2 separate regions of the Homo sapiens genome follow, and region 1 is linked to region 2. A link is an interaction called in ENCODE POLR2A ChIA-PET data of the cell type or tissue named here. Cell type or tissue: Panc1. All regions are shown on one strand. Each heading gives the region's core, and the rest is flanking DNA. Links, peaks and the distances in the headings are about the cores only.

Region 1 (10,224 bases), core at 1,424-9,423, 54 kb before region 2:
TGTTAGAGTCTGTTTGTTAGGACCACTCCTGGGACTGATTGCCTGAGCTTGAGTCACCTGGAAACAGGTCCTATGGAGATTTGTGCACAAGCAGTTTAGTGGGGCATGCACTTGGGAACGACACTTGCAAGTGTAAGAAACCAGAATATTATGCCCCAAAATATGCCACTGTGGCATAAAAATTATTTTGAGCTAAAGGCAATTTAAAAATAGCAAACAGGCTGGGTGTGGTGGCTCACGCCTGTAATCCCAGCATTTTGGGAGGCTGAGGCAGGTGGATCACCCGAGGTCAGGAGTTCGAGACCAGCCTGGTCAACATGGTGAAACCCCATCCCTACTAAAAATACAAAAAATTTAGCTGGTCGTGGTGGTGGGCACCTGTAATCCTAGGTACTCGGGAGGCTGAGGCAGGAGAATCACTTGAACCCAGGAGGTGGAGTTTGCGGTGAGCCGAGATGGCGCCACTGCATTCCAGCCTGGGCGACAGAGTGAGACTCCATCTCCAAACAAAAACAAAAACAAAAGCAGCAAACACAGGAAAAGCTTTCTCTACCCTTCCCCTTTTTTGCCTAAAGGCAGGCATAGAAATTCTGCTTTACTGGAGACCACTCGAGACTTACCAGCCCAGAGAGGGCACCAGAGGAATCTACAAACCTTCCTTCCTCCTTTAGTGTTCTCCCAGTTTCCCACCCTTAAAAGCCTACAGCCACTTACTTTTGTCCTATCTCTTACCTACAACTTTATTGGTCTTTTTTGACCATGCTATATAAGCTGGAGGTCTTGGCCACATATTGAGTTACTTTTTGTTGAAGGGCAGGTGATGAGGTTTGGCGGGGTGGTGGGGGTCAAAGCAGACACCAGACCACCAGGCAAGGACAAGAAGGACATGACAGCCGTATTTTCTAAAGCCTTGACTGGTGGGAAAAAAGGGAACGAATTCGTGTTTGGAAATAAGAGAATTTAGACTGGGCGCAGTGGCTCATGCCTGTAATCCCAGCACTTTGGGGGGCCAAGGCACGCAAATCACTTGAGGTTAGGAGTTCAAGATCTGGCCAACATGATGCAACCCCATCTCTACTAAAAACTGCAAAAATTAGCCAGGCGTGGTGGCACAGGCCTGTAATCTCAGCTACTCGGGAGGCTGAGGCAGGAGAATCGCTTGAACCCGGGAGGTGGAGGTTGCAGTGAGCTGAGATCACGCCATTGCACTCCAGCCTGGGCAACAGAGTAAGACTCTGTCTCAAAAAAAAAAAAAAAAAAAAGGAAATAAGATAATCTAAATTGCGGTGGCTCACGCCTATGGCAGAAGGATCACTTGAGCAGAGGAGTTTGAGACCAGCCTGGGTAATGAAGTGAGACTTCATCTCTACAAAAAATAAACAATTTAGCTGGACGTTGTGGCGTTGCTGTAGTTCCAGCTATTCAGGAGGCTGAGGGGGAAGGATTGTTTCAGCCCAAGAGTTTGAGGCTGCAGTGAGCTATGATTAAGCCATTGCACTCCAACCTGGGTGACAGAGTGAGACCCTGTTTCTAAAATAAGAACATTTTAAAAAAACATAATCACCATATCACTGTCACCTTTAATACATGTAATAATTCCTTAATGTTATTTAATATCCGATTATTGAAATTGCTTGGTTTAGGGCGCAGTGGTTTACACCTGTAATCCCAGCACTTGAGCTCAGGAGTTCGAGACCAGCCTGGGCAGCATGGCAAAACCCTGCCTCTATTAAAAATACAAAAATTAGCCAGGTATGGTGGCGCGTGCCTGTAGTCCCAGCTACTTGGGAGTCTGGGGCATAAGTATCGCCTGAACGTGGGAGGCAGAGGTTGCAGTGAGCTGAGACTGCACCACTGCACTCCAGCCTGGGTGACAGAGTGAGACAGTCTGAAAAAAAAAATTTTTAATTTAAAAAATAAGAAATTAGTTGGTTTGTTCAAATCAGAATCCAAACAAGAGCCACCCACTGCAATTAGTTGTGCCCCCAAGTCTCTTTTATTCCACAACAGTCTCCTCATCTTTTTTTTTTTTTTTTTTTTTTTTGAGACGGAGTTTTGCTCTTGTCGCCCAGGCTGGAGTGCAATGGTGCGATCTCAGCTCACCGCAACCTCCGCCTACCGGGTTCAAGCGATTCTCCTGCCTCAGCCTTCCCGAGTAGCTGGGATTACAGGCACGCACCACCATGCCCGGCTAATTTTGTATTTTTAGTAGAGATGGGATTTCTTCATGTTGGTCAGGCTGGTCTCGAACTCCTGACCAGAGGTGATCCGCCCACCTCAGCCTCCCAAAGTGCTGGGATTACAGACGTGAGCCACCGCGCCCAGCTAAGTCTTCTCATCTTTTTTAAAAACTGACATTGATTTGCTAGAGAAGCCAGGTCTTACAGAATATTCACCTGGATTTGGCTGAGGGGGTATGCGATGCACTTCCTGCGCTGAGCTCTAAAGGCTGGACTGTATGCAAATGCATTCAAATTTGTGACCAGAATTCTTCCCAGGGCTATATCTGTCACCCCAAGTTTGATGACACTGGGATTGGCCAATGAAGTCAGCCTGTTCCCTCCATCAACCTGAGCTTCTGCCTCAAGGTCTTAGTGTTCATTTATGATCATTGTCGTAGGAGTTCGTAAAATGATGGTTTTCTGATTCTATTATTCCTCTTGCAATGAACTGTATAAATTCTATAAAGAACTTTCCCTCATTGGTTATGTGGTTTCACTAAAATATAGTTTGTATGGAAAGGGGAGCTTTTGTGTTGGCTCCTGGGAACTTCTTTTTCCTTTGGATTTTTTTTTTTTTTTTTGAATTGGAGTCTCACTCTGTCACCCAGGCTGGAGTGCAATGGCACGATCTCAGCTTACTGCAAAGTTCACCTCCCAGGTTCAAGCAATTCTCCTGCCTTGGCCTCCTGAGTAGCTGAGATTACAGGCATGTACCACCACACCCAGCTAATTTTTGTATTTTTAGTAGAGATGGGGTTTCACCATGTTGGCTAGGCTGGTCTCGAACTCCTGACCTCAGGTGATCCGCCTGCCTCAGCCTCCCAAGTGCTGGGATTACAGGCGTAAGCCACCACGCTCAGCCTCCTTTGGTAATTTTTCTTTAGTTTGAAATAAGACTTACAGAAAAGTTGCAAGGCTAGTACAACAGACTCCCATCTGCCCTTCACCCGGATTCCCCAGTAGTTAGCATTTTACCACATTTGTTTAATTATTTTTCTCTCTCATATATAGGCATACATATATATATCGTTTTAGCCACTTGAGAATGAATCACAGTGTCCTTTTCCTGTAAATATTGTAGTAAAGAACAGAACATACTGTTAAATAATCGCGAGCAATGATCAATATTAGGAAACTTATATTCATACAATTCTATTATTTAATCTATGAGTGTATTCATACTTTGCCAGTTGACCGACAATGTTTTTAATGTAAAAAAAAAAAAAAGTCTGTTCCAGGATCTAATCCATGATTAAACACTGCATTTACCTCTGTCTCTATAGTGTCACTTAATGTGGAATAGCTCCTCAGTCTCTTTGTCTTTTGTGACCTTGACATTTCCTAAGAGTACAGGCCAGTTATTTAATAGGATCTGTGAACTTGGAACAAATTTGTCTTTGATAATTTCGTTGCTTTCTGACAAAACAGGATGCCCACACCCATATACATTTCCTGGTCCTGATTCTCGACACCATTTCTTGCATGGGAAAGAAATGGGACCTGAGGCCAGGCAAGGTGATTCACACCTGTAATCCCAGCATTTCAGGAGGCTGAGGTGGGCGGATCACCTGAAGTCAGGAGTTTGAGACCAGCTTGGCCAACATGATGAAACCCTGTCTCTACTAAAAATACAAAAACTAGCTGGGCGTGGTGGCAGGCACCTGTAATCCCAGCCACTCAGGAGGCTGAGGCTGGAGAATAGCTTGAACCTGGGAGGTGAGGTTGCAATGAGCTGAGATCACACCACTGCACTCCAGCCTGGGTGACAGAGCAAGACACTGTCTCAATAAAAAAAAAAAAAAAAGGGACGTGAATCCTGATGATAGTGCTATTGATTGGGGTGAGATGCAAGTGGGGACAGGGGTTGCAACCAGCTGAGCATCCTGGGACTGCCTCTCCTCCAGCCCTGGAGACTCCTCATTCTGGGGAATGGCAACTTCGGGCTGGACTCTGTGGATGAGTTTCTCAGATGCCTGGGTGACACCAAGGTAGAGCGGGGGACCTGCAGACTTCGTTCCCTGCATGGCTCTGGGTGTGGCTCATGCAGGATAACCCTCAAATTTCCTCCTAGCCGTTTTTTTTAATGACAGATTTTATTGCATTTTAGGGCTTGAGATGTTTACTTGTTTTTCTTATCTACTATTATTGATTTACTGTAACCGCCAGCAGGGCAAACACAAAATTTGGGGCATCTGCTTGCTGTCAAGGAAGTGTCAAAATATGTGATAAACATAGGGTGACTCAGCAAAACAACTCAGACTCTAATTACATGGTGAATGCACCGTGCCGCAGAGGACTTGCCCTGTCCCGGGCGGTGCGGGTGGCTGCTCATCCATGGAGGCGATTGTTCTTGGCCGGTCCTTCCTGCAGGGATGGATGCAGGGCAGAGGGTTACTGACTCGCAGGGAATGGCTGCACTCACTGGCAAAATCCTCCCTCTGATTTTTGTGAATGTTCTCACAGAAGAAACTCCTAAGTGATCTACAGTCTTGGGGCTAGACTCCTACCACTACGGGATTCCTGGGCTACAGCTCCCAAGGAAATGGGGAGTCTGCAGGAAAAGGTCAACAACAGGTTGTTGCACCTTTGGCTTCTGAGTGTTCCAAACAGAAGGGTAGCAGAAAGTGCTGCAGGGCTGTCTGAGAAGAGGGCCTCAGGGCAGAACTGCCAGTGTCAGAGAAGAGGCAGACTGGGGACATCAAAGGAGAGGGGGAAATGTATCCAGACAGGAGTGTAAGTGCAGTTGTTTTCTTGAGAAGCCTCACCTCATTGAGGTATCAACATGAAACCATTTTCTTTTTCTTTTTTCTTTTTTTTTTTTTTTGAGATGAGGTCTGGCTGTGTTGCCCAGGCTGGAGTGCAGTGGGGTGATCTTGGTTCACTGCAACCTCCGCCTCCTGGGCTTAAGCCATCCTCCCACCTCAGCCTCCCGAGTACCTGTAGTAAGGCACACACCACCATGCCTGGCTAATTTTTGTATTTGTAGAGATGGGGTTTTGGCCGGACATGGGGGCTCACCCCTGTAATCCCAGCACTTTGGGAGGCTGAGGTGGGCAGATCACTTCAGGTCAGGAGTTCAAGGCCAGCCTGTCCAATGTGGTGAAATCCCATCTCTACTAAACACATAAAAATTAGCCGGGCATGATGGCAGGCACCTGTAATCTCAGCTACTCCAGAGGCTGAGGCAGGAGAATCGCTGGAACTCAGGAGGTAGAGGTTGCAGTGAGCCAAGATCACACCATTGCACTCCAGCCTGGGCATTGGAGTGAGACGCTGTCTCAAAAAAGAAAAAAAAAAAAAAACAAGAGATGGAGTTTTGCCATGTTTCCCAGGCTTGTCTTGAACTCCTGTGCTCAAGCGATCTGCCTTCCTTGGCCTCTCAAAGTGCTGGGATTCCAGGCATGAGCCATGGTGCCCAGCCCATTTTCTATTTTCTAATCACTGCTTCCACTCTATGCCAACTCCCTTCAGTCCCTTAGCAATATCTTGGGCAGATTCATCACTTTAGCCTGGTAAAGCTCAGGCCAGCCCTGTTTCAAGCCCCACTCGCATATCTGGTTCACAGTGCTTCACCTCCTCTTCCCAGCACAAGCTGGGCACTCACACTGCTTGCTGGGAGAATGAGGAGATTGGGGAGTGGGCCTGGTCTAGTTCTGTGATACCTGCTGCCTCCTCTCTTTACAAGGCCTCGCTTCCTAGCTGCCCTCGTGTGGAGAGCAGGAAATGGAAGTGGTCAGGACACGGAAGAAGACAGCAGAGGTGTCTTAATGTAGCTGACTATAGGTCCAAGGTGAGGAGGCCCCAGATCCAGCTGGACTTGGTTCCATCTATTGCTGCTGACCTCTGAGGATAGGGTAGACTCTGCATAGATGGTGTCCCCTCTTTAACGAAGCCCTGCTCAGAAAACCCAGCCTAGTCTTCCCTGGCCCCACCAGGAAATCCACTTTCCAATCTCCAGAGGGAGGGCCCTATTATTTGCTTCAGAGGCCACCTGGACAGCGTGTGAGCCCTGCCCTTCCTCTCAACTTTGTGCTTCCTCCTATGGAGACATCGAGGCTTTTCTGCACCTTCCAAAGGTCATGGGAGATGGCCTGGGGGTGCCCTCTTCTTGTTCCTCAACTCAGACAAGGTTTTCGAACCCTGCCAGCATATGGGCAGTGCTGGTGGAGAGGTAGACCGCCTTCAGCAATCACAGCACTGTCAATACTTGATTCCATTTCTAAATCTGTTTCCCAGGCTGGTCTGGAACTCTTAAATCTGGGCCACAAGCATAAAAGAAGCTGCATGTAATTAGTTTGCTTCTTTCCATAGACCTGTTTGTTGAAATGGAGTATTCTACTGGCAAATCGTCTCATAGAAAAAGAGGTGGGTACAAAGAGCCCAGATGGAAAGCCTGAAGAAAAAAACAAATGATTTTTTGGTCTGATTTGGGTAGAAATGATATTCTGAAGCAGAATATCAGTTGCAAAGAGATCATTATCCTCACTCCCTAAGCAAATATCAAGGGGGCAGACATTCTTTTCATCTTGGACGATTTTCACAAGCTGTATATCTCCGGGAATATTGACAAAGACATTTTCAACAGAACAAAAATCAATGATAATTATAGCTTGTGGCCTTTGAAGCAAAATAGAATGAGACCTATCAAGACACACCAAATCATTTATACCCCTTTTAAAATCAGTAAGAACGCTAGTATGTCCAGGACAATAGCAAACTAGGGGCCTCAAAACACATGTTTTGGCCAGGCACAGTGGCTCACGCCTGTAATCACAGCACTTTGGGAGGCCGAGGTGGGCAGATCACCTGAGGTCAGGAGTTCGAGGCCAGCCTGGGCAACATGGCGAAACCCTGTCTCTACTAAAAATACAAAAATTAGCCAGGCATGGTGGCAGGCACCTATAGTCACAGCTGCTCGGGAGGCTGAGGCAGAAGAATCACTTGAACCCAGGAGGTGGAGGTTGCTGTGAGCCGAGATCGCGCCACTGCACTCCAGCCTGGGCGATAGAGTGAGACTCCGTTTCAAAAAAAAAAGAGAAAAGAAATCTGGTTGTTTAAGAGTCTGGGACCTCCCCCTTCTCTCACTCCTGCTTTCTGCATGTGATGCGCCTGTTCCCCTTTGCCTTACGCCATGACTGTAAGCCACCTGAGTCATGGTGGTCCTGTACGGTCTGCAGAACCATGAGCAAATTAAACCTCTTTTCTTTATACATTTCCCAGCCTTTATAAATTTCTCATGGCTTACTTCCTCCTTTTACCTGGTCACTTCCTCAGAGAGGCCTTCCCTGACCACAGCTCTTACTCTATGCTTCATTTTTATTTGTTTATTTATTTATTTAGACAGAGTCCCACTCTCTCGCCCAGGCTGGAGTGCAATGGTTCAATTATAGCTCACTGCAGCCTCCAACTCCTCAGCTCAAGCAATCCTCCTGCCTCAGCCTCCCCAGCAACTGGGACCACAGGCACGAGCCACCACACCCAACCAATTTTTAAAATTTTATGTACAGATAGGGTCTTACTGTGTTGGCCAGGCTAGTCTCAAACTCCTGGACTCAAGCGATCTTCCTGCCTCGGCCTCCCAAAGTCCTGGGATTACAGGCGTGAGCCTTGGCGCCCTGCCACATTTTTCTTCATAGCATGGATTATTATCTGTTTAATTGATTCTCCACTGTCTCTGTTCTAGGAGCTTACCTCAATGAAGGCAGGACTGCTATATTTTGCTCATCACTATGTCCACGGCACCAATAGAGCCTGGTGCTGGAGAAATAATCATTAAAAATAAGTCTCCTGCTACTCCAGAAAACTTCTCCACAAAGGCGCCTTCAGCACAACAGCTAGTATTGTTACTACCTTTATATATGGAGCACTTCACAAATTTGCGTGTCATCCTTGCACAGGGGTCATGCTAATTTTCTCTGTATCGTTCCAATTTTAGTATATCTGCTGCTGAAGCAGGCACAGCACAGGTTATTAATATTGCAGCCTGACTAAGTGCAATGTGGCCATTAATTTTCAACCCTTCCTTTCTGGGGACTGGTGGCCAGGGTAGCGTTTTCCTGCTAGAATCTCATCCTCTGCCTTTTGTGTGCTGATGCCCTGTGTTACTCCGTGAGCCTCACTGGTCAGGTAGGGAACACTGGATAGGGAACCTTCCAGTACTTGAGCTGGCCAAGTGCCCCTCCTCTGTGTCTCTCTATTGGCCCCGTGTGTTTTCTGTCACTCATTGACACGACAGTTTACAGTACTTACCCCAGGAGTCAGTATATAGTAAACTCTTAGGAAATGTGAACTGAATTAATTCACAGGCAAAACCTTTGAGTTTGTGTCACATTTCTTTTAGATTGCACCTGTTACCACAATACTGGGCTGTGGTGTAGGCCTCCCTTGCTATCAAACTCATTCCTCCAAAAGGAGAGTACATGGGAAGGTGGAAGGACTTCCCATGTCCCAGGAAATGGTTGGCTATAATCTTAGAGAATGAACTAGGGCCCGGGCATGGTGGCTCATGCCTGTAATCCCAGCTCTTTGGGAGGCCAAGCTGGGTGGATCACCTGAGGTCAGGAGTTCGAGACCAGCCTGGCCAATATGGTGAAACCTCTTCTCTACTAAAAATACAAAAATTGGCTGGGCGTGGTGGTGCATGCCTGTAATCCCAGGTATTTGGGAGGCTAAGACATGAGAATTGCTTGAACTCAAGAGGCAGAGGTTGCAGTGAGCCAAGATGGCACCACTGCACTCCAGCCTGGGCAACAGAGCGAGACTTCTGTCTCAAAAAAAAGAAAATGAGGCCAGGCGTCGTGGCTCATGCCTGTAATCCCAGCACTTTGGGAAGCTGAGGTGGGCGGATCACCTGAGGTCAGGAGTTCAAGACCAGCCTTGCTAATATAGTGAAACCCCGTCTCTACCAAAAATACAAAAATTAGTCAGGCATAGTGGCATGTGCCTGTAGTCCCAGCTCCTTGGGAGGCTGAGGCAGAAGAATCGCTTGAACCCAGGAGGTGGAGGTTGCAGTGAGCTGAGATCATGCCACTGCACTCCAGCCTGGGTGACAGAGCAAGACTCCGTCTCAAAAAAAAAAAAAAGAAAATGAACTAGGGTTCTTTGGTCATTATTAGAGCCTTAGGAGAACAAGAAATATGGCAGTTGTATTCAGAGACCAAAGAAATGTTGTCAAACAAGTCTATTAGGGCCTATCTGATTTTTTCAGCTGCCTGAAAGAACAGCTGTTGGGCCGGGCGCGGCGGCTCACGCCTGTAATCCCAGCACTTTGGGAGGCCGAGGCGGGCAGGTCACGAGGTCAGGAGATCGAGACCATCCTGGCTAACACGGTGAAACCCCGTCTCTACTAAAAATACAAAAAATTAGCTGGGTGTGGTGGCGGATGCCTGTAGTCCCAGCTACTCGGGAGGCTGAGGCAGGAGGATGGCGTGAACCCGAGAGGCGGAGCTTACAGTGAGCCGAGATCGCGCCACTGCACTCCAGCCTGGATGAAAGAGCAAGACTCCGTCTCAAAAAAATAAAAAATAAAAAAAGAACAACAGGCATTTATGTTGCTTGGATCTGGTGAACAGTGATAATGCAGCACAATCTAGAGCCTTCAACACTGGCATTTCTGACTCACACTGTTCAGGCCCCAGAGAAAGGCTTCTCCACATCACTTGCCCTGTGTCTTCAAAATCAAAGATGACAGTGTCTGGATGCTATCTAGATTTGTGGGTTCTTCAGAGGCAAGCAGTGACTCAAGATACAGGAAGAATTTGAGCAGCAGAGGTGCTTGGTAACAAAAAGGACTAATTAATTAGCTTGTCAATTCCTACTTTCAGAGAGCAGAAATACAATTGATTTTTGCATAACAAAACACATTTCCCTACTCTTTTTTTTTTTTTTTTGAGACAGAGTCTCGCTCTGTTGCCCAGGCTGGAGTGCGATGGCACGATCTCAGCTCACTGCAACCTCTGCCACCCGGTTTCAAGCAATTCTCCTGCCTCAGCCTCCCAAGTTG
Region 2 (10,224 bases), core at 658-8,657:
CCAGCTTACAGTTTCGTTCCGTGACTGGCCCTCCCCCACCTGCCCAGCAATTTACTCTTAAAAAGGTGGCTGGAGCTAAAGGCATAGTCAAGGTTAATGCTCCTTTTTCTTTATCCCAAATCAGATAGCGTTTAGGCTCTTTTTCATCAAATATAAAAACCCAGCCCAGTTCATGGCTCGTTTGGCAGCAACCCTGAGACGCTTTACAGCCCTAGACCCTAAAAGGTCAAAAGGCCGTCTTATGCTCAATATACATTTTATTACCCAATCTGCTCCCGATATTAAATAAAACTCCAAAAATTAAATTCCGGCCCTCAAACTCCACAACAGGATTTAATTAACCTCGCCTTCAAGGTGTACAATAATAGAAAAAAGTTGCAATTCCTTGCCTCCACTGTGAGACAAACCCCAGCCACATCTCCAGCACACAAGAACTTCCAAACGCCTGAACCTCAGCGGCCAGGCATTCCTCCGGAACCTCCTCCCCCAGGAGCTTGCTACAAGTGCCCGAAATCTGACCACCAGGCCGAGGAATGCCTGCAGCCCAGGATTCCTCCCAAGCCGTGTCCCATCTGTGCGGGACCCCACTGGAAATCGGACTGTTCAACTCACCTGGCAGCCACTCCCAGAGCCCCTGGAACTCTGGCCCAAGGCTCTCTGACTGACTCCTTCTCTGCTTAGCAGCTAAAGACTGACATTGCCCGATAGCCTCGGAAGCCCCGTAGACCATCACGGATGCCGAGCTTTAGGTAACCCTCACAGTGGAAGGTAAGTCCGTCCCCTTCTTAATCAATACGGAGGCTACCCACTCCACATTACCTTCTTTTCAAGGGCCTGTTTCCCTTGCCTCCATAACTGTTGTGGGTATTGACAGCCAGGCTTCTAAACCCCTTAAAACTCCCCAACTCTGGTGCCAACTTAGACAATACTCTTTTAAGCACTCCTTTTTAGTTATCCCCACCTGCCCAGTTCCCTTATTAGGCCGAGATATTTTAACCAAATTATCTGCTTCCCTGACTATTCCTGGACCACAGCCGCATCTCATTGCTGCCCTTCTTCCCAATCCAAAGCCTCCTTTGCGTCCTCCTCTTTTGTATTCCCCCCCACCTTAACCCACAAGTATAAGATACCTCTACTCCCTCCTTGGCGACCAATCATGCACCCCTTACCATCTCATTAAAACATAATCACCCTTACCCCACTCAATGCCAATATCCCATCCCACAGCATGCTTTGAAAGGAGTAAAGCCTGTTATCACATGCCTGCTACAGCATGGCCTTTTAAAGCCTATAAACTCTCCTTACAATTCCCCCATTTTACCTATCCTAAAACCAGACAAGCCTTACAAGTTAGTTCAGGATCTATGCCTTATCAACCAAATTGTTTTGCCTATCCACCCCATGGTACCAAACCATATACTCTCCTATCCTCAATACCTCCCTCCACAATCCATTATTCTGTTCTGGATCTCAAACATGCTTTCTTTACAATTCCTTTGCACCCGTCATCCCAGCCTCTCTTTGCTTTCACTTGGACTGACCCTGACATCCATTAGGCTCAGCAAATTACCCGGGCTGTACTGCTGCAAGGCTTCACAGACAGCCCCCATTACTTCAGTCAAGCCCAAATTTCATCCTCATCTGTTACCTGTCTCAGCATAATTCTCATAAAAACACACGTGCTCTCCCTGCTGATCATGTCTGATTAATCTCCCAAACCTCAATCCCTTACAAAACAACAACTCCTTTCCTTCCTAGGCATGGTTAGTGAGGTCAGAATTCTTACACAAGAGCCAGGACCGCACCTTGTAGCCTTTCTGTCCAAACAACTTGACCTTACTGTTTTAGCCTAGCCCTCAAGTCTGCGTGCAGCGGCTGCCGCTGCTTTAATACTTTTAGAGGCCCTAAAAATAACAAACTATGCTCAACTCACTCTCTACATTTCTCATAACTTCCAAAATTATTTTCTTCCTCATACCTGATGCATATACTTTCTGCTCCCTGGCTCCTTCAGCTGTACTCACTCTTTGTTAAGTCCCACAATTACCATTGTTCCTGGCCCGGACCTCAATCTGGCCTCCCACATTATTCCTGATACCACACCTGACCCCCATGACTGTATCTCTCTGATCCACCTGATGTTCTTCCCATTTCCCCACATTTCCTTCTTTCCTGTTTCTCACCCTGATCACGCTTGATTTATTGATGGCAGTTCCAGCAGGCCTAATCACCACACAGCAGCAAAAGCAGGCTATGCTATAGTACAAGCCACTAGCCCGCCTCTTAGAACCTCATTTCCTTTCCATTGTGGAAATCTATCCTCAAGGAAATAACTTCTCAGTGTTCCATCTGCTATTCTGCTACTCCTCAAGGATTCTTCAGGCCCCCTCCCTTCCCTACACATCAAGCTCAAGGATTTGCCCCCGCCCAGGACTGGCAAGTTAGCTTTACTCAACATGCACCGAGTCACAAAAACTAAAATACCTCTTAGTCTAGGTAGACACTTTCACTGGATAGGTAGAGGCCTTTCCTACAGGGTCTGAGAAGGCCACACAGTCATTTCTTCCCTTCTGTCAGACATAATTCCTCAGTTTAGCCTTCCCACCTCTATACAGTCTGATAACAGACCAGCCCTTATTAGTCAAATCAGCCAAGCAGTTTCTCAGGCTCTTAGTATTCAGTGAAACCTTTATATCCCTTACGGTCCTCCGTCTTCAGGAAAAGTAGAACGGACTAAAGGTCTTTTAAAAACACTTCACCAAGCTCAGCCACCAACTTAAAAAGGACTGGACAATACTTTTACCACTTTCCCTTCTCAGAAGTCAGACCTGTCCTCAGAATGCTACAAGGTACAGCCCATTTGAGCTCCTGTATAGACGTTCCTTTTTATTTGGTCCCAGTCTCATTCCAGACACCAGACCAACTTAGACTGTGCCCCAAAAAACTTGTCATCCCTACTATCTTCTGTCTAGTCATACTCCTATTCACCATTCTCAACTACTCATGCATTCCCTGCTCTTGTTTACACTGCTGGTTTACACTATTTCTCCAAGCCATCACAGCTGATATCTCCTGGTGCTATCCCCAAACTGCCACTCTTAACTCTTGAAGTAAATAAATAATCTTTGCTGGCAAGGCTATGCTGAATCTCCTTAGGTACTCTAATTAGATGTCCTAGGTCCTCCCAATTCTTAGACCTTTAATACCTGTTTTTCTCCTTCTCTTATTCCGTTTAGTTTTTCAATTCATACAAAACCGTATCCAGGCCATCACCAATAATTCTAAATGACAAATGTTTCTTCTAATAGTCCCACAGTATCACCCCTTACCACAAAATCTTCCTTCAGCTTAATCTCTCCCACTCTAGGTTCCCACGCCGCCCCTAATCCCGCTCGAAGCAGCCCTGAGAAACATCACCCATTATCTCTCCACACCACCCCCAAAAATTTTCACCGTCCCAACACTTTACCACTATTTCATTTTATTTTTCTTATTAATATAAGAAGACAGGAATGTCAGGCCTCTGAGCCGAAGCTAAGCCATCATATCCCCTGTGACCTGCACGTACACATCCAGATGGCCGGTTCCTGCCTCAACTGATGACATTCCACCACAAAAGAAGTGAAAATGGCCTGCTCCCGCCTTAACTGATGACATTGTCTTGTGAAATTCCTTCTCCTGGCTCATTCTGGCTCAAAAGCTCCCCTGCTGAGCACCTTGTGACCCCCACTCTGCCCACCAGAGAACAAACCCCCTTTGACTGTAATTTTCCTTTATCCACCCAAATCCTATAAAATGGCCCCACCCTTATCTCCCTTCGCTGACTCTCTTTTCGGACTCAGCCCACCTGCACCCAGGTGAAATAAACAGCCATGTTGCTCACCCAAAGCCTGTTTGGTGGTCTCTTCACACGGACGTGCATGAAAGTTATAGTTTCACAACGTGAATATACCAAACAATCACCTGAATTACACAACCTAAAAATGCAGCCAACATCTTATCTGTCTTCTTGGGAAATAAGGAGAATCTTTTAAAATGCTTTAGTACCTAAGACCCACTGTAATAAAGATGCAAAAAATGGAATCCTCCCACCCCATCACACATCACTACACACGTCTAACAGGTTATCTTACATGTCAGGCAGGAAGAAAAAAAACCAACACATTATCATTTAGCATTCATCAGCTACACTCATTTAATTAACTTGTGCTTCAGAAGCTTACCAAGATAGAGCTGGTGGCATAACAGAGGTGCAATTAATGCTACCATCTAGGACACTGTCCAAAGAAACACACAAGATTGGGGGAAGGGGGAATAAGTCACCTGCTTCTGAGACGGATCATTGTCTTCAGCCTCAAAAAAAGATGACATCTCTGTAGTTAGCATTTCTAATACCATAGTTCCATAATTTCCTGATACACTCTCAAAAGCAGAACTCTGGCTTATGTGAATAACAGACTATTGCCAGGGACCCACCCAAATGCCCTTTATCAGCCAGCAAAACACTACCCAGGCTAATGGCTGACACCTGTGACCTTCTCTGGAGGCTCCTGGAGAGCCTGTCACCCTGACGTGCTTGGGACATTCCACCCCATCCCCACTCCTGGGGAGTTGATGTCTCACTTAAGGGGTACAAAAGGGGACAGGACAATTCTGTGTTGGGATCTATGCTTGAGATCTTGGCAGGTCAAGCCAAGCCTTTACCTGAGACTTCACTCGATTATCCTTTTCTTCTCTCCCTTATAGATGCTTCCTGATGAGCCCTCCCTCAGTAAACCACATGCCCCAAATTCCTGGCTCAGGCTCTACTTCTGGGAGAGGACACCTAATACGAAGGCCTTTCTAGGTGGTTTTAACTCACACAGTTGCCTCTAATTCTGGGAATAAGCCCAACCCTGAAACAGCCGAAACAGACATCCCTTTCTTATATATGGTCACATGGTATTATCTAGTCTCTCTTTTTTTTTTTTTTTTTTTTTTGAGACAGAGTCTCGCTCTGTCCCTAGGCTGGAGTGCAGTGGCACAATCTTGGCTCACTGCAAGCTCTGCCTCCCGGGTTCATGCCATTCTCCTGCCTCAGCCTCCCAAGTAGCTGGGACTACAGGCGCCCCCCCACCACGCCCAACTAATTTTTTGTGTTTTTAGTAGAGACGGGGTTTCACCGTGTTAGCCAGGATGGTCTTGGTCTCCTGACCTCATGATCTGCCTGCCTCAGCCTCCCAAAGTGCTGGGACTACAGGTGTGAGCCACCACGCCTGGCCATCTAGTCTCTCTTTCTTGCTATGAAAACTCTACCAGAAATACATTTAGAACTGACTTTCTTAGAAGCCTAGTTCTCTTATAAATTTGAAATAAAATGTGGACAGGAACATATAATCTGTTCAATAAAAGAGGCTGCCATAAAGTATAGCTCCCACTCTGGCCAGATGCGGTGGCTCACGCCTGGAATCCCAGCACTTTGGGAGACAGAAGGGGGCAGATCACCTGAGGTTAGGAGTTTGAGACCAGCCTGGCCAACATAACGAAACCTGTCTCTTCTAAAAATACAAAGAATTAGCCGAGCTTGGTGGCAGGCACCTATAATCCCAGCTACTTGGGAGGCTGAGGCAAGAGAATCACTTGAACCTGGGAGGCAGAGATTGCAGTGAACCGAGATAGTGCCACTACATACTCCAGCCTGGGTGATATAGTGAGACTCCATTTCAAAAAAAAAAAAAAAAAAAAAAAAACATAGCTCCCACTCTGGCCAGGTATGGAGGCTCACACCTGTAATCCCAACATTTTGGGAGGCTGAGGTGGGAGGATTGCTTGAGACCAGCCTGGGCAATATGGCAAAACCCCTTCTCTATTATTTAAAAAAAAAAAAAATTAGGTGGGGCACAGTGGCTCACACATGTAATCCCAGCACTTTGGGATGCCAAGGCAGAAGGATCATTTGAGGTCAGGAGTTCGAGACCAGCCTGGCCAACATGGTGAAACCCCGTCTCTACTAAAAATACAAAAATTAGCTGGGCATGGTGGCGGGCACATGTAATCCAAGCTACTCAGGAGGCTGAGGCGGGAGAATTTCTTGAGCCTGGGAAGCAAAGGTTGTAGTGAGCAGAGACTCCGTCTCAAAAAAAAAAAAAAAGTAAAAAAAAAATTATTTAAAAAATCATAGTTCCCATCTCTGTCTCTCTTTTTTTTTTTTTTTTTTTTTGAGATGGAGTCTTGCTCTTGCCACCCAGGCTGGAGTGCAATAGTGTGATCTTGGCTCGCTGCAACCTCTGCCTCCTGTGTTCAAGCAATTCTCCTGCCTCAGCCTCCTGAGTAGCTGGGATCACAGGTGTGCACCACCACGCCTGGCTAATTTTTGTATTTTTAGTAGAGACGGAGTTCCACCATCTTAACCAGGCTGGTCTTGAACTCCTGACCTCAAGTGATCTGCCCACCTCAGCCTCCCAAAGTGCTGGGATTACAGGTGTGAGTCACCGCGCCCAGCCCCATCCTTTTTCTTGACTCCTTCCAGCTTAGACCAAAAACCCCAAGTGCAAGTTCAGGCTTCCAAACTCTACGGCCTCTGATATGGTTTGGATGTGTGTCCCCTCCAAACCTCATGTTGAAACATGATTCCTAATGTTAGATGTGGGGCCTGATGGGGGGTGATTCGATCATGGGGTAGATCCTTCATGAATGGCTCAGCAACATCCCCTTGGTGATAAGTGAGTTTTGCTCAGTTAGTTCATGCAAGGTCTGGTTGTTTAAGAGTCTGGGACCTCTCCCTTCTCTCTATTGCTCTCTCTCCAAGTGACATGCCTGCTCCCACTTCACCTTCCGCCATGAATAAGAGCTCCCTGAGGCCTCACCAGAAGCCAAGCAGATGTGGGCACCATGCTTCCTGTACAGCCTGCAGAACAATGAGCCAATTAAACCTCTTTTCTTTATAAATTATCCACTGTCAGGTATTTATAGCAATGTAAAAACAGACTAACAGCCTCCAACTATGTCCTCTTCCCAAGGAGTGCCCTTGCAATGATTCAAAGCCTGGGCCAGGAATTGAGTGTTTTACCGGTGGGTAAACCATGGCTTATCCATTAAACGTTGCAGCATAATTTATCTTTCAACAACCCCAGTCTCTCTTTCTCTTCCGCCTTTCAGAGTCACTGGTGCAAGGGCTCACACAGTTACTCACGGATTTAACATTATTTTTCCTCTTTTCTCACATGCCTGGGACTTAGACAACTAATTCAGCTGTTTTAGAGGATTTAAAAGGTTAAAGTACAGATCTAACACGTCTCGCAATTCTCTGCTTCTGGGTCAGCAGTTTTTTTGGGTTTTTTGTTTTTTTTTTGAGACAAAGTCTTGTTCTCTCGCCAAGGCTGGAATGTAATGGCACGATCTGGGCTCACTGCAACCTCTGCCTCCCAGGTACAAGTGATTCTCCTGCCTCAGCCTCCCGAGTAGCTGGGATTACAGGTGCCTGCCACCACACCTGGCTAATTTTTGTATTTTTAGTAGAGACGGGATTTCGCCATGTTGGCCAGGCTGGTCTCAAACTCTCGACCTCAGGCGGTCCGCCTGCCTTGGCCTCCCAAAATGCTGGGATTACAGGTGTGAGCCACCATGCCCAGCCTAGGATCAGCAGTTTTTGATCTTGTTCTTTTTTGCAGTGAGGAGTAGGCAAAGGGTCCAAAAGTTGCTCCTGGGTCGAGGGTGCATTGGAGAGATCAAGAGAGATTCAGAAGCAGGACAGATATTTGTGTTAGTAATGTTACAGGCACTTCAACCAGAGTGACTCCATCTTGAATAGGGACTGGGTAAAATGAGGTTGAGACCTGCTGTACTGCATTCCTAGGGGGTTAGACATTCTTAGTCATAGGGTGAGATAGGAGCTCGCAAGATACAGGTCACAAAGACCCTGCTGATAAAACAGGATGCAGTAAAGAAGCCAGCCAAAACCAAGATGGCAACAAATGTAACCTCTAATAGTCCTCACTGCCCATTATATGCTAATTATAATGCATTAGCATGCTAAAGTCACTCCCACCGGCACCATGAAAGCTTAGAAATGCCATGGCAACGTTCAGAAGTTACCTTATATGGTCTAAAAGGGGGAGGAAACCTCATTTCCAAAAAATCCCCACCCGTTTCCTGGAAAACATAATAATCCACTCCTCGTTTAGCATATGATCAAGAGATAACCATAAAAATAGCCACCCACTGGGAGGCGGAGGCGGGTGGATCACAAGGTCAGGAGATTGAGACCATCCAGGCTAACACCATGAAACCCCATCTCTACTAAAAATAAAAATAAATAAAAAAAATAGCCACCCAGCAGCTCTTGGGGCTGCTCTGCCTATGGAATAGCTATTCTTTTGTTTCTTTACTTCTCTAACAAACTTGCTTTCACTTTACTCTGGACTCACCCTAAATTCTTTATTGCATGAGATCCCAGAACCCTCTCTTGGGGTCTGGATTGGGACCCCTTTCTGGTGATAGTAATGGAAAGTCTAAAGTGTACTCAGAGGATAGTGTTGCATTCATGCTGGTCTCCATGGCAGTCCTCACATGTCCTGTTGACTGTATGTATTTATTTTTGAGAGAGGGTCTCACCCCATCACCCAGGCTGGAGTGCAGTGGCGCTATTGCAGCTCTCTGCAGCCTTGAACTCCCAGGCTCAAACGATCCTCCCACCTTAGCTTCCTGCATATGTGCCACCACACCCAGTTAACTTTTTTTCTCTCTTTTTGGTAGAGACAGGGTCTCACGATGTCGCCTAGGCTTGTCTCGAACTCTTGGGCTCAAGCGATCGGCCCACCTCGGCCTCCCAAAGTACTGGGATTACAGGCATAAGTCACTATTCCCTGCTTTGACTGGTATTTAAAGGAAAGCTTAAAGTCAAACATTGTGTTCACAGAAGGAGAAAAGTACACTGTACCAAGCTTGAGGATTTATACTTATCTACAAAATTGTTTGCAAATCGGTTTATACAAAAATGTGGCATTTTCTGGATTATCACATACTGGGTGGGCACAAAGAATAGTTCTGTGTTGGCACTGGGGAACAGGGAACTAGAGGCCTGACCCCGACCCCCTTCACATACACAAACACACACACACACTCACACACACACACTCACGCACACACCAGCTTCCTCAGAATCTCAAGGCAGGTTGGGTGTGGTGGCTTATGCCTGTATCCTAGTATTTTGGGAGGCCAAGGCAAACGGATTCCTTGAGCTCAGGAGTTCAAGACCAGTCTGGGCAACATGGCAAAACCCCATCTCTACTAAAAGTACAAAAATTAGCCAGGTGTGGTGGTGCGCATCTATAGTCCTAGCTACTCAGGAGGCTGAGGTGGAAGGATAGCTTGAGCCCAGGAGTTCAAGACTGCAGTGAGCCATGATCACGGCGCCACTGTACTCCAAGCTGGGTGACAGAGTAAGACCCTGTCCCCCCAGCCCCACCTAAAAAAAAACTCAAGGCAAATAGCACACCCAAGGTGATGCACGATATGGTGTCTACCCTTAGCTGAGCGCGAGGGCAGGAAGAAACAGGGTCTGCACGCCCTGCCATTTTGCACAGACACAGCACTCCTGAGCGTAGGAGGAGATGAAAGACAAACTCTTGACACAGCCAACCCCAGGCATGGGTGGAGAATTCCTCTCTTACAGATTCATCGGACTCGTCTAACCTTGCTCGTTGCTTCGGGGGTATTAGAAAACAGCAATGAGTATCATTGTCTCAGAGTCAGGGGCTAGTGAAATCAGGACCATGTCAGGCGATACAATTTGGGTACAGAAGAGAGGCTTGGCAAGAAAGGGGTTTGGGCCAAGGGAATAGGTAGGTTTCTCACTTAGGCAGACACCATTTAGACAACCAGAGCAGAATCATTCATCACAGTGCTTAGCTGGGCGTGGAGACACACATCACTTCTGGCTGGGGGCATTTGTGAATGTATAAATATACCCACGCGTCTCACAAGAAACTTGTCCTCTTGCCAAATTGTTCTCCAGCTTCTCATGTTAGAAACAAGAGAGAGTCCAATGTTAGGTTAATTCTCTTTCCCTTCTACGGAAATGCGTTTGCCCTTGGAAGCTTGCAACACTTCCTTTTTTTTTTTTTTTTTGAAATGAAATTTCCCTCTTGTCACCCAGGCTAGAGTACATTGGGCCAATCTCAGCTCACTGCAACCTCCACCTCCCGGGTTCAAGCGATTCTCCTGCCTCAGTCTCCCAAGTAGCTG

The links. ChIA-PET counts read pairs that join two places held together with the same protein. Peaks named below come from ENCODE experiments on the same cell type or tissue, not always from the same donor. Only the 100,000 strongest peaks of a DNase experiment are listed, where the experiment ranks them.
Region 1: POLR2A ChIA-PET joins it to region 2 with 14 read pairs; 8 of 35 experiments call an interaction of 5 or more read pairs at or near these places.

What each region holds. Positions count from the first base shown.
Region 1 is chr17:76,654,273-76,664,496 of GRCh38, reverse strand. It overlaps the pseudogene RNU6-227P. Among named protein-coding and RNA genes, the nearest start is that of ST6GALNAC1, 16 kb to the right of the region's middle. In Panc1, for the core only: no CTCF peak of the experiment used is centred there; no DNase peak of the experiment used is centred there; H3K27ac peaks cover 2,429 bases.
Region 2 is chr17:76,599,688-76,609,911 of GRCh38, reverse strand. No RefSeq gene overlaps it. Among named protein-coding and RNA genes, the nearest start is that of ST6GALNAC2, 19 kb to the right of the region's middle. RefSeq lists enhancers at 3,401-3,921, 7,060-7,606, 7,607-8,154, 7,481-8,680 and a silencer at 8,531-8,825. In Panc1, for the core only: no CTCF peak of the experiment used is centred there; no DNase peak of the experiment used is centred there.